2 separate regions of the Homo sapiens genome follow, and region 2 is linked to region 1. Evidence: chromatin contacts called from ENCODE Hi-C or POLR2A ChIA-PET data. All regions are on one chromosome and are shown on one strand. Each heading gives the region's core, a stretch centred on a gene start or an enhancer-like site at or near the end of the contact. The rest is flanking DNA. Distances are from core to core; before and after follow the strand shown. Region 1 has its middle 14 kb from the start of LINC00690. Region 2 overlaps RFTN1 (raftlin, lipid raft linker 1).

Region 1 (6,664 bases), core at 2,714-5,213:
ATGTAGATTGGGTTGCTCAGATATTTACAGATATTTGTCAAAAACCTGAAGTCAGTGTCATTCATCTTCCCTTTTGAAGGTTAAGTGTGTTTGTTTTTGTTTCCATGACAAGCCTACATTAAAATTGGATTAGGGGCAATGTTCAGAAAAAATCACAGATGCTCAGGGCAGTGTATTCATTGTGTTTACATGGAGTAAAATGCTTTGTCCCAAGATTATTTTACTTCGTCCATTTAGAAAGGTCTCCTGTGACTTGCATAAATGTGGAAGAAAGCTTCGTCATTTCTTTATAGACAGGATAGTTTGATGACATTTTAAAATATCAGTCATAATAAATTAGGGAGACTCCTAACTTAAATCTGTGCTACGAAGGGCCACTGAGGACAGTGAGGTGTGCCCCCACAGCCAAAAACTTTGTATAGCTTTAATTTCAGTACAGAGGTAAATCGGCTTTTGCTTTTGGATTTAAGATTTGGCAAGCATGTGAAATTAAGTATCACTTAGGGGGATTTTTTTACAGAGGGAAGCTAGGAGATTATGAGTGTTAGGGCTTATAGTTTAAATCTGCAATTAGCATAAATATGCAAAGGTCACCCTAAAGAGATGCATGCCCCTATTATCTGTAGAGGTAGGCGTAAGAAGTGGAGAGAAATGGCAAACAGAGTTTTGCAAACAAATGTGCGGTGGGAATTCAGATTTTCATGTACGTGTTGCATCTGTGGCCTAGAAGAAATCAGACACATGGCCTAGGAGAAATCAAGAGTGAGAAATCACCAGCCCACAGAGGAGATGTCACTGACCTTGAGGCTAACAGAAGTAAATGACAATTGTGGCAACAGCTGTTGGTCACCAACTCAACAGTGATTACCACCTTCTTCTTTGTTAATAGAAAATGATTTCTGTTCAGGAACTGAGCAGCAGATAGTTCTTGGAATCTGGACCCCATTGAAGTTTCAAGGTGTAAACCTTGATCAGTCTGTGTCCAAAATTGTAGTTCTGTTTCCCTTGTTAGTGATGAGTTCAGGATGGGGCATGTGCCACAATTGTAGTCAATGAGAAGTCTGCTGGAGGTACTTCTAGAAGAGTTTTCCTTAATCTCAAAAAAGAAGAAATCACAGAGACTTTCTGTTTCTGTCATTTGGATGTTGCTGGGAGATAATGTGATGCTTGGAGCTGTTGCAGCCATTTTGCAATCATGAGGGAAGAAGCCTGAGGCAAAGGCAACATGCTTAGGGTAGCAGAATAGGAATATCGACAAATCTAGACTCCTATATTAGGTTGAGCTGCTAAACCAATCAATGCCAGTACTGCCTCCCTACAAACTTAGTACCTAGTCACTCAGAGATGAGACTATGGAGTCAGACTTCCTAGGTTCAAATTCTAACTTTACCACTTACCAGTTGTGTGACTTTGGACTTCTCTGTGCCTCATATTTCTGATTTGTATACCTACCCTGTAGTATTCGTTTTAGAATTAAATGAATTGATATGTGGAGAATGCTAGAACCATAACTGATCACTCAAACATTTAACATTTTTTTATCATTTAAGACATTTTGTGTTGCATCTTCTAGTTGTTGCTTTTGAAAGCATCCTATGTAACACAGCAACTTTCAGTTAACCTTTCTCCTGTCAAAAAGTTAGGAAACTAACAACAAAAAGGCAAACCATCCCTTAAACAATGAAAAAAGGACTTGAATAGATATTTCTCCAAAGAAGACAGACCATGGCCCACAAACACATGAAAACACACTCAGTATCATTCATCATTAGGGGAATGCAAATAAAAATGAGGCACCGCTGCACACTCATTAGGATGGGAATAATTTTAAAAAAAAAGAAAACAGAAAATAGCGAGTATGGGTGAGGATGTGGAGAAACTGGAATTTGTATATTGCTGGTGGGAATGTAATACGGTTCAGCCACTGTGGGAAACAGTTGGCGGTTCCTCAAATGACTCAACACAGCATCACCACAGGACCCAGCAATTCCACTCCTAGGTGTCTGTACCCAAAAGAATTGAAAACAGGGACACAAGTACATGTATACACATGTTCATGGCAGCACAGTAGCCAAAAGGTGGAAGCAAACCACATGTCCATTGATGGATGAATGGATAAATTAATTGTGATATATACATACAGTGGAATAATATTCAGCCATAATAAATTAGAAAAAAATGATGAGAAATGGGAAAAATATCCCATTTACAAAAGCAACCAAAATCAAATACTCAGGATCAAACACAGAAGAAAAACAAAACGACCTAAGGACATGGAAGAAGACTTGAAATGCAGGGAAACATCACGCACCTGAATGAGAAGGCTCGGGGCCGACATAATGTCAATTATTTCCAAATCAATCTGTGAATTTAATCCATCTTTAATTTTTTAACTTGACAAACTGATTTTTAAATTCTACTCAAAGAATAAATATGTGAAAGTAACTAAAATAATTTTTTTTAAAAGGAGCCAGGTGTGGTGGTTACGGGACTGTATTTCTAGTTACTCTGGAGGCTGAACTGAGACAGAAGGATTGCTTGAGCCCAGAAGTTTAAGACCAGCCTGGGCAACATAGTGAGACCCCATTTAAAAAATTAAAGGGGATAGCTGTTACTAGATAGTAAGATATATTTCAAAATTACTCTAATTTGGGAATTTGATACCAACATAGGAATGAGAAAATTGATTACTGAACCAGAAATCAGAATTTATCATATACTGATTGGTATGTGCAATTGGTAGGAAAAGGAAAGATTAATTAAATAGTCTGGGAACAACCGGCTTGAAACTAATATACTAAAATAAATTCCACAGGGATTAAATACAAAAATAAAACTACAATAGAACTCAAAGAAAATACAAGTAAATATTTTCCCATTTACCAGAACTCATCCATATGGCTCAACTCAACCGCAGGGGAGGCTTGAAAACGTGTGTGGCTCTTTGGGAAGCACTCACTGTTACTGCCATAGATACCTAACCTATTTCTAGGAATGAGGGAAAGGATGAAACAAAGGATTGAAACCGAAGGGCTTTCTGCCTATCCTTATGTTTATCAAAAAATTCCAATACCCAAAATACACCATCCCACAATTATAATTGGTTGCATAGGCAAAGCTTCTCTTTCTCATTTGATAATCCTGTATATCTTTATAAGGAGCACATTTTTAGCTGATATTCCAGCTGCATATTGGAATTACATCTGTTCTCATTCTCTTGTTAATAATGTTAATAACGAAGCTTGACTAATAAATTGCAAGGGCTAACTTTGGAGTGACTGGTTCAAAATTCCTTGCTAGTGAGGAAAACAAAAGAACAAATATATTTTAAGAATAGATCCACCATAATAACATGCTGATGGTCAAAACTGATCAGGTAATTTGGATGAAGCCTCACACCTTCTTACACTTTGCAAAAGAAATAGCAGGAAAGGACAGACAAGCCTGGGCTCCTGTTCAGCCCTGGGGAGGAAGCAGGTACAATGGAGCTGGCAGTGTGGTCATTCCTGCTGTGCCAAGCCAATTTGCTTGAACTTGAAACAGAAGTGTTAACCTCACGGCACGCAAGTCCACCCATCCTCTGCTTTTGCCCTCCTTGGGGGCTTTCAGTGGCGCTTGTTGGGGGGAGAAAAAGGTGCTTGTTTTATTCCCAGTTGTACAGAGCAGCTGATCAGTGTCTGCACGACTTCTTGAACAAAGAATGTATTTCAGACCTTCTTATTGCTTGCTTACTTCATTTAACATTTAACAGATGTCAGTTGTGACACACACACACTTTCTCCCTAGGCAATGGATTAAGGCAAATTTCATTTTATGCCTGGCACGAAAGCCATGCTACATTGTATATTGAAAGACTTTTTTTTTTTTTTAAGAGAGAAAGAGGGGAAAAACAATTCTGCCTTAAAATCCCTAATAATGCAAGAAAACCAATTTCCGCAAAGGCATTGTCCTGGAAAGCTTTGTTGGTTTATGGTGCCACCTAATGGGGATGTGTCAGATTACACAAGGGCTATTGCATCAGGTCGCACACCCTGTCATGGTGAACACACTGGTGGTGTGTGGCTGGGAATGCAGTTTATGCAGATGCCTGTGCTGGATGAGATGTTATCGTCACGTACTGTGTCTATGTCTAGTTATTTAACCTTGGGCAAGTCCCTCCACGCCTCTGAACTCAAGGATCCTCACCTAAAGGAGGCTTCTGGATGCCTTCTTTGTGAGACTGTTCACAGGACAAAGAAAAGGTGTACTTGGCTGGGCGAGGTGGCTCATGTCTGCAATCCCAACACTTTGGGAGGCTGAGGCAGGAGGATCACTTGAGGCCAGAAGTTTGAGACCAGCCTGGGCAAGATGGCAAGACCCCATTTCTACAAAATAAAAATTAAAAAATTAGCTGGGTGTGGTGTGTGAGCCTGTATCATACTCCATATCTGGGTAACAGAGAGACTCTGTCAAGAAAGAAAGAAAGAGAAGAAAGAGGAGAAAGAAAGATGAGAAAGAAAGAAAAAAGAGAAAGAGAAAAAAGAAATAAAGAAAAGGAAGAGAGAGAAGGAAAGAGAGGGAGTGAGGAAGGAAAAGAAGGAAGGGAGCAAGGAAACAAAGGAAGAAAAAGAGGGAAGGAAGAAGGAAGGAAAAAGAGAAAGAAAAGAAAGAGAAAGAAGAAAGAGAAAGAAAGGAAGGAAGAAGAAAGAAAGAAAAAGAAAGAAAGAAAGGGGAAAGAAAAGGTATATTTGAAATGGAGACATAGCCCAAGGCTCTTAAACTCAGGGTTATGTCAGTCATGATGTAATAAAATCATGAGGCCCTACATATATTGTTTTTCTCCTTTTGGTATAAGCTTGGGTTTCAGAGCCATGTTTTTCGACGCCAGTAAAACTTCCAGCACTAGCATGGAAATGAACTGCAGTCGATGGCTGCCCTCAAGGTTGGAGAGGGGATAGGAAACTGGGGCTGCGTTGAACTGGACAACACTTGTCTGGTCTCAGGTGGATGACTGGTGTCAGCCCAGAATGGCCAGGAGGTGTGGCAAGATTTTCCTGTTTGCCTAAAGAAAGTAACCACTTGGGATCTCCTGCTTGTAAATGTTGGCCCAAGTTTTTGAACTCTACAGGGGCTAAAGAAATCATCCCCGAGGACTGAGTTCAGCTTGTGGGTCTCCAGCTTGCGCTCTCTGCTGTTCATTGCTATAGTCTTGCAAGAAGGTGGGTGCTAGGTGTGGAGCCCACTCTATCCAGGGTACTCTATCTGTGGGGAAGGGGGGCTCAATGCTCCATGTCTTGGGGGAGGATAGTGGGAATCTAGTGGCAGAATCAGGAGTGGGGACCTGAATCATTATGTTACTGGCCTGAGGCCAGAAGCTCAGCCTGGTGGAGGCCTAGGTAAGGCCTTCCCTGGTTGTCAATCCTCCTTCCTCGCCACCATGTCTTTCTCTCCTCTTCCTTGGAACGGCTTTCCCTGAAGCCTCCAGGCTTCTCTGATGAGATCCCCTCAAGAGCTAAACAGTTACTGGACACCATTGAGAAGAGTGCCAGACTGAGAGTCAGACCTGTGCATACACACTTGCTGTGTGGCCTTGAGGGGGAACCTCCACCTCTCTGAGTCTTTGTTTCCTCATTTATAAAGTGGGGAGGAAGAGAAAAGCCTTTCCCAGCTTCTCAGGATGGCACCTGGGTACAGATCATAGAGATGATGCATGAGGCGTGCTTTGTGAACTTGAAAGTGCTGAGCAGTACTTGGTTATTGTAAAACAATGACATCTACTTTGAATAATTCTTAAATCCTGGTACAGAATTAAGAAAGGATCATCTATTCATTTAGTCAACTATTTGTTCAAGAAATACGTACTGAGCCTCCATTATGTGCCAGGTACGTCTAAGCAATGACTAAGACAGACATGGATTGCCTGTCATGGAATGTCAATTCTAGAGTAGGAGGTAGAGAATAGGGAAGAAAGGAGGGAAAGAGGGAAGGAGGGAAGGAAGGAAGGAAGAAGGGAAAGAAGGAAGAAGGAAAGGAAGGGAAGGGGGGAAGGACAGAAGGAATGAGGGAGGGAGGAAAGGAAGGAAGGAAAGAAGGAGGGGAGAAGGGGAGGAGGGAGGGAGGGAAGGAAAGAAGGCGGCTTGAAATTGGCCATGATGAGTATTTACACCACCAACATTGAAAAACTCAGTAAATCAGGGTCCTTCCTGCAGGCTGACTTTTAAATATTTGCCATCAACTACTGAAGCCAGAGATTAGAGTGAGGAGCCAGAGGAGGATTCTGAGTGCAGGAGAAACACAATTTGCTATCAATTTTATCCATTTTTCAAAGTTTCCTCTTCATGATGTGGAGAATAGGCTGCAGCCAGGCACAGCAGCAGCGGGAGTATCAGCCTAGAAGGCTGTGAAATAACACAGGCATGAGATGCAAGGTTGGGCTAGCAATGGAGTAGCCAAACACGGATGGTTGGGATATGATGGGGGGCAAGGCTGATGGCATTCATTTGTGGATTGGCTGTGGGGTAAAGATAGAGACACAGCTGGTGAATCATACAGACACACTCTGTTCATGAAGAGCTTACACTTTAGTGGGAGAAACAAAGCAGGCAGTCAGCTAGGACTCCCACAAATATTTAGTTATAGTGGCTCTCGATGACATATAACGCAGGGAAACCTAGCCAAGTTTGGA
Region 2 (6,664 bases), core at 2,096-4,595, 68 kb before region 1:
CCAGCCTGGGCTATTAGAAACAGCATCAGTAACTTTTCTTTCACACACTTCATCTCGACCATTTCTCACCAAGCAAGCCATGATGGACTGAAGACCGGTGAGCCCATGCTCAGGGCATCTTTGATGCATCTATTAAGGCCTTAAAAGTTCAGCCTGTTGGCATCAGCAGCCCTGATGAGTCCACTCACCCCCAGGAAGCTCGTTTGATTGAGGTACCTTTTCCAAGCTGCAGTTTGGTTGGTGGGTCCAAAGATTAGATTTGGTTTAGGATTTCCAGGGCCCCCTGCACCTACCAAACAGCAGACAAGTCTCTAGCCATGCAAGGTGCAGCAGGCCAAAGGCAAATAATGGTAAATCATGGCAGATGCTTCTCCAAGATAACACACAGACTCTATTAGGGCTATACCCAAGCTGGCCTGGTTTCCAGATATAGGAGAACAGACACCAGACTAGGACATTAAAAACTCCAGAATTTGGTGGGATGTTTCAGACGCTGTTTCCTACATTGAGAGACCTTACTATCTTGTTCACCATTGCATGCTCAATACAGAGCCTGAAAAAGAGTAGATAATCAATAAATATTGAATGGATCAATTTTGTTAAGTAACTTTGCCAGACAAGACTGCTTTCTCCAAAAAGAAAAGTCCACCCACAAGCTTGCCAGCTCCCTTGGGAATATATTATTATACCTATCTTGTGTCAAAGCAACATGCATTCCTTATAGTGCCATGTTGTACTCATGCTTACAAACTAATTCTGAGCTTACACTAGGGATGCCCAAGTGAAATAATCCCTTCCCTCTTTTAAGAGGGCCCAATGAGGCTGTCAAACTAATGTGTACTCCTCCTGATAAATCATGTGTATGTACCTGCAAAGTATGTTTATGCAACAGAATAGAAAAACATCTCAGTGGCTGCTAAGTGTAGCAGGTACTCCTTGCCCATGTAATTTTTACTTATCAGGAGCCCTGACCTGTAAACAAAGAAGAGTATGCCTGAAACACAGAACTGAGGAAATGACCTTCTAGACTTAATGACAGTGGCATGCAACTTGAGGCCAGAATCACCTACCTTTTCACACCAGATTTGCTTTTGAAAATATTTCGTAGATAAAATTCAACAGGACTCCTGTCTTCTGAAGCATTGGTGAAATATGGTCAAACTATAAAATGACAGTGGACCCAGTGAAATTAGAGAAAGCTTAAAATTCTTTAACGCAATATTGCTAATAATAATTAGTAGGGTGCATAGAATATTAACTTGTTTTCTGTTCCGCTTTAACCAAATTAGATAACAATTATTACCACTACCTCAAGGCTGCTTTTATGAATCCCTGCAGAAAAATAATTTGGTTTTGCTTTGACAGATAACAGTCATCAGCAAGGAATTTCATTTTACTGAAGGCAGGCTTAGTTGCTGAAATTTACTGCTTGGGTTACACACATATGCACATGCACACACACACACAGACACACACACACACACACACACACACACACACCTGAGCCCATTTTCATACAAGACTGAGTAGTGTTGCTTCTTGGTCTGGATTTAGAGTAGCTGGGAAAACAGCATGAAGAGTTTTTACATTCAGAAAGGAATGCAAAGGAATGTAAAGAATGCCTTCCTTCCTTTTAAATCTAATCTTATTACTCCCATTAGTGAATATTTAACAATAACACTAACGCTAATAGCAGACTTGGTCGCAACATCAAAAGCAACAATACCAAAGATGAATATAACAGCTTTGCTCAGAAAAACTTAAAGCTACGTCACACATATTATCTCATTTATCTTTTGAAAATCTCTTCAAACTGTAAGAGCATATTTATCTACTTTGAGACATGTTTTATGGGAACCGATTTCCTTATTACTCTTTGCATCTTCTGTTTAAAAACATGGTCTGTTTTTAACACACCTCCCAGCCAGAACCTCAACTCATAACTCATGCCATTGACTTCCTTGCATGAATCTCAAAAACAAAAACCAACTCTTAGCAATTATAGAAACCGGAAACAAAAATGAAACACAAGTAGGAAGTTAAATAACTTCACTGCATCCAACAATTGCTTTTGCCTAAACTGAAATTAAATAAATAGACACACACACACTCTCCATAAAAACTCTGCTACACAATTTATTAATGAACAGTGAAAAGAAACAGAAGCCAAAAGTGGGTCAGGAGAAACTGTTTAATCTAATAGTCTGGAAATTATATTGGAAGAAACAGATGGTTTCACAGAAGTCAATGTTACCTAGAGGAGCAAGGAGCGATTTTCTAGGAAAGAAAAATGTTTCCCTACCCTACCGCATATACTATTTTCAGCAAAGGAGGAGTCTATATTCAGCACAGGAAAAGTCCCGATATTGGCACACTTACAAAACTGGGACTAAGTGGCAGCCATCCACACATACTCAAGCTCAGACTTGGCCTTCTGAATCTGAGCTGGAGGTCAAACCTAGCCCTATTTTAAAGCTGGGAACAACAGAAGCCAGCACTACGCTCCAGTGGGTTATTGACCAACACTCATGTTCTTGATACCTAAGGAAAGTGGTCACCAACAGGTCATGGGCAGCATGACCCTTAATGTGGCTCCGGACCCTCAGAGACTCTGTGGGTCCCAGGCAGCAGCAAGACACACAGGGCACATGGAGTCGGAAGACCTCAGTGCAAGCTGCGGCTCTGTAAGACAAGACCACCCTATTTGTCAGGCTCCCTATTTGTCAAGCAGAACAAAAAACATCTCTAGACTTGTAAGGATGAATTGAGCTAAAGTATATCAAGCTGCATTGCAAACAACACAGCATAAGACAATGCTCAACCACTCAGTCTATTCTCATCCCCACCATCTATGATTCACCAAAACATGCAGCCAAATTCTCCCTAGAGTAGGGCTCAATCAAAAAGAGAACATCAAAGCTGGGGTCCTTGAATGACCGATCACAGCCAACCAAATCTCAAAGCCATACCCGAGGGACCTTTGGTATTGTCCACAATCCTTAAGAGTAAAGAATTGAAGAAGGCAAGTCTGAGTTCTGATTCTAGCTCATCACACATTCGTTGCAGAACCACGGGCACATTAGGTAACCTCACTGAGCCTTGTTTCCTCATTTGTAAAATCAAGATCTCTATAAGGATTAATTGACACTGAGCACCATGCATGCCACATTAGCTGTTATTACTGTTGCTACTGTTAACAATGATTATATCAATACCAGCAGCATCCAAGTCCACTGCTCCATCACAATACATCAGCTGCAGGGATCCCCAGAGAGGCCAGGGAGGGCGCAGGGGCAGAACAGCCTTTCTGCCATGAAGATGAAGGACTGTACGAGGAGGAGCCTCCCACCGGGGTGAGCTTAAATTTGCGGAAATATAGAAAGTCCCGCCCCACCCAACTCTGACCCTGGGGCCTCTTGCAGCAGTATCAAGGGCTGCTTAGAGCCTCCCTTCTAGCCATCCACCTTCCCTCCTCCAGGGCTTCTGACATTTTGCTCCAAGGTTTGTTTGTTTTTACTTAGAAAAAATGCCATCAACGTCAGTGACTGTATGCTCAGTTCTGCTGAAGAGCTGCAAATGTTATAGATGGATTTGTTATGTTCTAAAACTGCAGGTATCATATTTACAGAGAGGTAATAAATACCTCATTAAGGAAAGGCAAAACAAACACTTCAGAGTACTTGAGGCTCTATCTAAAGGAACCCCATGGTGAAACCCACTTTAAACCAAGAATCCTCCTGTAATGCAAATAAGTACTCATCCCCTCCAATTCTCTTCCTTCCTTTCCCTAGTTTACGATGTTGGGCTCCCCTGTAAAGCACCCCCCTCCCTCCCAGAACCTGCAGGCACCAGCAGCCAGGTATCCATCTTAGCCAGCTCCCTGAGACATCACAGACTTAAGCTGAGTCTGTTGACACCTGTTCTGTAGTGTCAACTGTAGGTGGGGTGGGGACACAGAACCAAACCACAACACCAAGACTGACTTAATGGGTCTGGTGTGCAGCTGGGCATGGGAACTTTTTAAACAAACTTTGAGAATCATTGTGTCACCTTGTATCCTTATTTTTATTCCTCTGGCCTGTCCTCCCAAATATATTCCAAGTCACCTAAAGAAAGTAAGTTATGATTTGGTCATAATACATAGGTAGGTAAGTAAACATTTGTTGAATTTATTTTATACTCAAAAGATCACACTAGTATAATTTTTTTCTGCCATCTCCACTCAAATTAAAAAAAAAAAAATTGTACTCCACATGATCTTTTAAGGTTCTCCAAGTGTGGTCCCCAGACCAGCAGCATCAGCATTGCCTGGGAACTTATTACAAAAGCAGATTCTCAGGCCTTGCCCTAGACTTACTAAATCAGAAACTTTGAGGATGGGGCCCAGGACTCTGCATTTTGACAAGCCCTCCAGGCTATTCTGATTCACTCTCAAGGTTGGGAACCACTCCTTTAAGCTAATGATTAGTTTTAAAGGCTTTTCTGGAGATTGACATTATTTTAGATGAGGCCATGGAACTGGCCTATCATCTCCCTTCACGAAATCAGAAAGGCTAATAGTGCCAGGATTTATAACTAGCCATTAGGCACCCAAACACTTAGCTCCCCACAACTTTCATTTCTTAATTTTCAGAATATAATGTAAATCATGATCCATTTTTTTAGATTAGTCTTTTTCCCAGCCGTGAAGGGAGACTGAAAGGACAACTCTTATAAACAATGATTATCAGCTGCTTCTGTAGTTGTGTGTCAGACTAACACCCCCCAGACTGGAGGTCAAAGAAAAACTGGACCTGTAGAAAACTTATTGCGCAATGTGCATGTCTTGAATAAGGAATGTCATCCTGTTATTATCATGACCACCCAAAATTTATATACAGAGTTTAAGGCTAGAATGCTGGTGGCCGAAAGCCAAGTATGAGCCTGGTCAGCACAATGTCGAAGAAAACATCCCGAAAATCAGTTCTTAAAGTCCTCTTAGACAGGAAAACCACAAAGATGGGAATTTGTAAAATGCAGCAGTGTGGAATGATCCTCGAAATTGTAATGCGTGTCATGGGAATGTCTTATAAGGAGGAACTTAAGAATAGAAATAGAAGAAGACAAGCTTGAGAAAGGGGCAAAGGTGAATAAATTACCTTTGAACTTTTTCATGTTGAAGCCCTTCAATTTAGTTTAAACCCACCACAGCACACAGAAGATTCAGGAACCAAGAAAGCCAAAGTGAAGGCTTTGCTGTTCAGTAAAACTACAAGATATCCTGCAAAGCTCCAAGTGCTTGGTGGCCTAGCAAGTTTCTTTTATAACTGCTCCAAACTCAATATCTCAATTTATTCTTCTATACCGTGGGGGTGACTCCACCTACCTCATAAGATTGTTGTTAGTTTGTTTAGAAGAGATTAATACAACAGTAGGTGCTGAATAAAAAGTAACTCTGATTATTACCTATAAAAAATGAAGCTCTCTACTCTCATACATTGTTGTTGGAAATGTAAAATAGAACAAACACTTTGGAAAACAGTTGAGCAGTATCTTATAAAGGTAAACATGTATTTAGCATAAACCCAACAATTCCACTCCTACATATTTCCCCAACAGAAGTGAAAACATCCACACAAAACACTTGTTCGTGGATATTCAGCTTTTTTTTTTCATAATAGCCCCAAACTGGAAATTTCCCAAATGTTCAACAGGAAAATGATTCAACAAATTGTGGCACATGCAAACAAGGGAATATTACTCAGAAACAAAAAGGAATTAACTCTTGATACACACAACAGCAAGGACTCAATACATACAACAGCACAGACTCCATGCATAAAACAGCACGGACTCCATACATACAACAGCAAGGACTCCATATATACAACAGCAAGGACTCCATATATACAACAACAAGGACTCCATACATACAACAGCAAGGACTCCATACATACAACATCAAGGACTCCATACATACAACAGCACAGATTGAACTGCAAAGGCATTAGGCTGAGTTAAAGAAGCCAGAGGCACACACACGGTATGATTCTATGTACATGTTATTCAAAAAGAAGCAAAACTATTCAACAGTGACACAGCAGATCAGCAGTTGGCTGGGTCAGGGCAGGCACCTGAGGGAACTTTCTGGGGTGATGGAAAAGTTTTATATCTTGAGTGTGGTGATAGTTCTACAAATGTTTACACCTATCAGAACTCATCACCCAGGCACTTCATATGGGTGTGTTTCATGGTATTTAAATTATAGTTCAATAAAGTTATTCAAACAAATATCACTGCGACACCCTTCAGTGGACTGGCAGTTGGCGCTGAGCTCTCTTTCATGTGCGGTGGATAAGCTTTGAGTGGAAAGAGCTGAAACACTGGATTCTGGGCCCACTTACTACTTGTTACCTGCCAAATCAATTTCTTCATCTGAAAAGAAAAGAAAAATACCTTCCTTTCAACTTTCGGGGCTACTTGAATCATCAAGTGAGAGCATTATTGGAGAATGCTTTAAAGCAGACTCAGCATCTGGCTGTGGGGAACTCGTGTCATCCCAGGTGCCCAGCACACCCACCTCCTCCTCTGCTTTCTGCTTTCCTTCACCTGCCAGGCAGTCCCTAGGACCACCTCCTAATTTCTCTTTCCCCCACTCCTTTTCTTGTCCCCACTGCCACTGTCT

Evidence for each region. Hi-C counts contacts between places; a loop is a spot of excess contacts on that map. ChIA-PET counts read pairs that join two places held with the same protein, here RNA polymerase II (POLR2A). Pooled maps may share reads with other maps.
Region 2: a loop to region 1 is called in a map with no recorded cell type, with 6 times the contacts of the local background. The contact joins two enhancer-like sites. A Hi-C loop is called at or near these places in 1 of 168 maps with a recorded cell type or tissue (natural killer cell), 6 of 37 single-sample maps with no recorded cell type and 11 of 50 pooled maps. POLR2A ChIA-PET finds 5 or more read pairs at or near these places in 4 of 52 experiments (T-cell, activated CD4-positive, alpha-beta T cell, activated T-cell and 1 more).

Annotation. Positions count from the first base shown.
Region 1 is chr3:16,546,973-16,553,636 of GRCh38, forward strand. No RefSeq gene overlaps it. Among named protein-coding and RNA genes, the nearest start is that of LINC00690, 14 kb to the left of the region's middle. Within about 2 kb of position 3,964, at least 3 of the 41 ENCODE cell types and tissues checked have a DNase peak (open chromatin) inside an H3K27ac peak, as active enhancers do.
Region 2 is chr3:16,479,531-16,486,194 of GRCh38, forward strand. The region is part of intron 2 of RFTN1 (raftlin, lipid raft linker 1); the gene reads right to left. LOC124906219 (a long non-coding RNA gene) reads left to right here. Exons shown (of 3, transcript XR_007095839.1): 3 at 1-6,664. Among named protein-coding and RNA genes, the nearest start is that of RFTN1, 31 kb to the right of the region's middle. RefSeq lists an enhancer at 3,150-4,002. Within about 2 kb of position 3,346, at least 17 of the 41 ENCODE cell types and tissues checked have a DNase peak (open chromatin) inside an H3K27ac peak, as active enhancers do.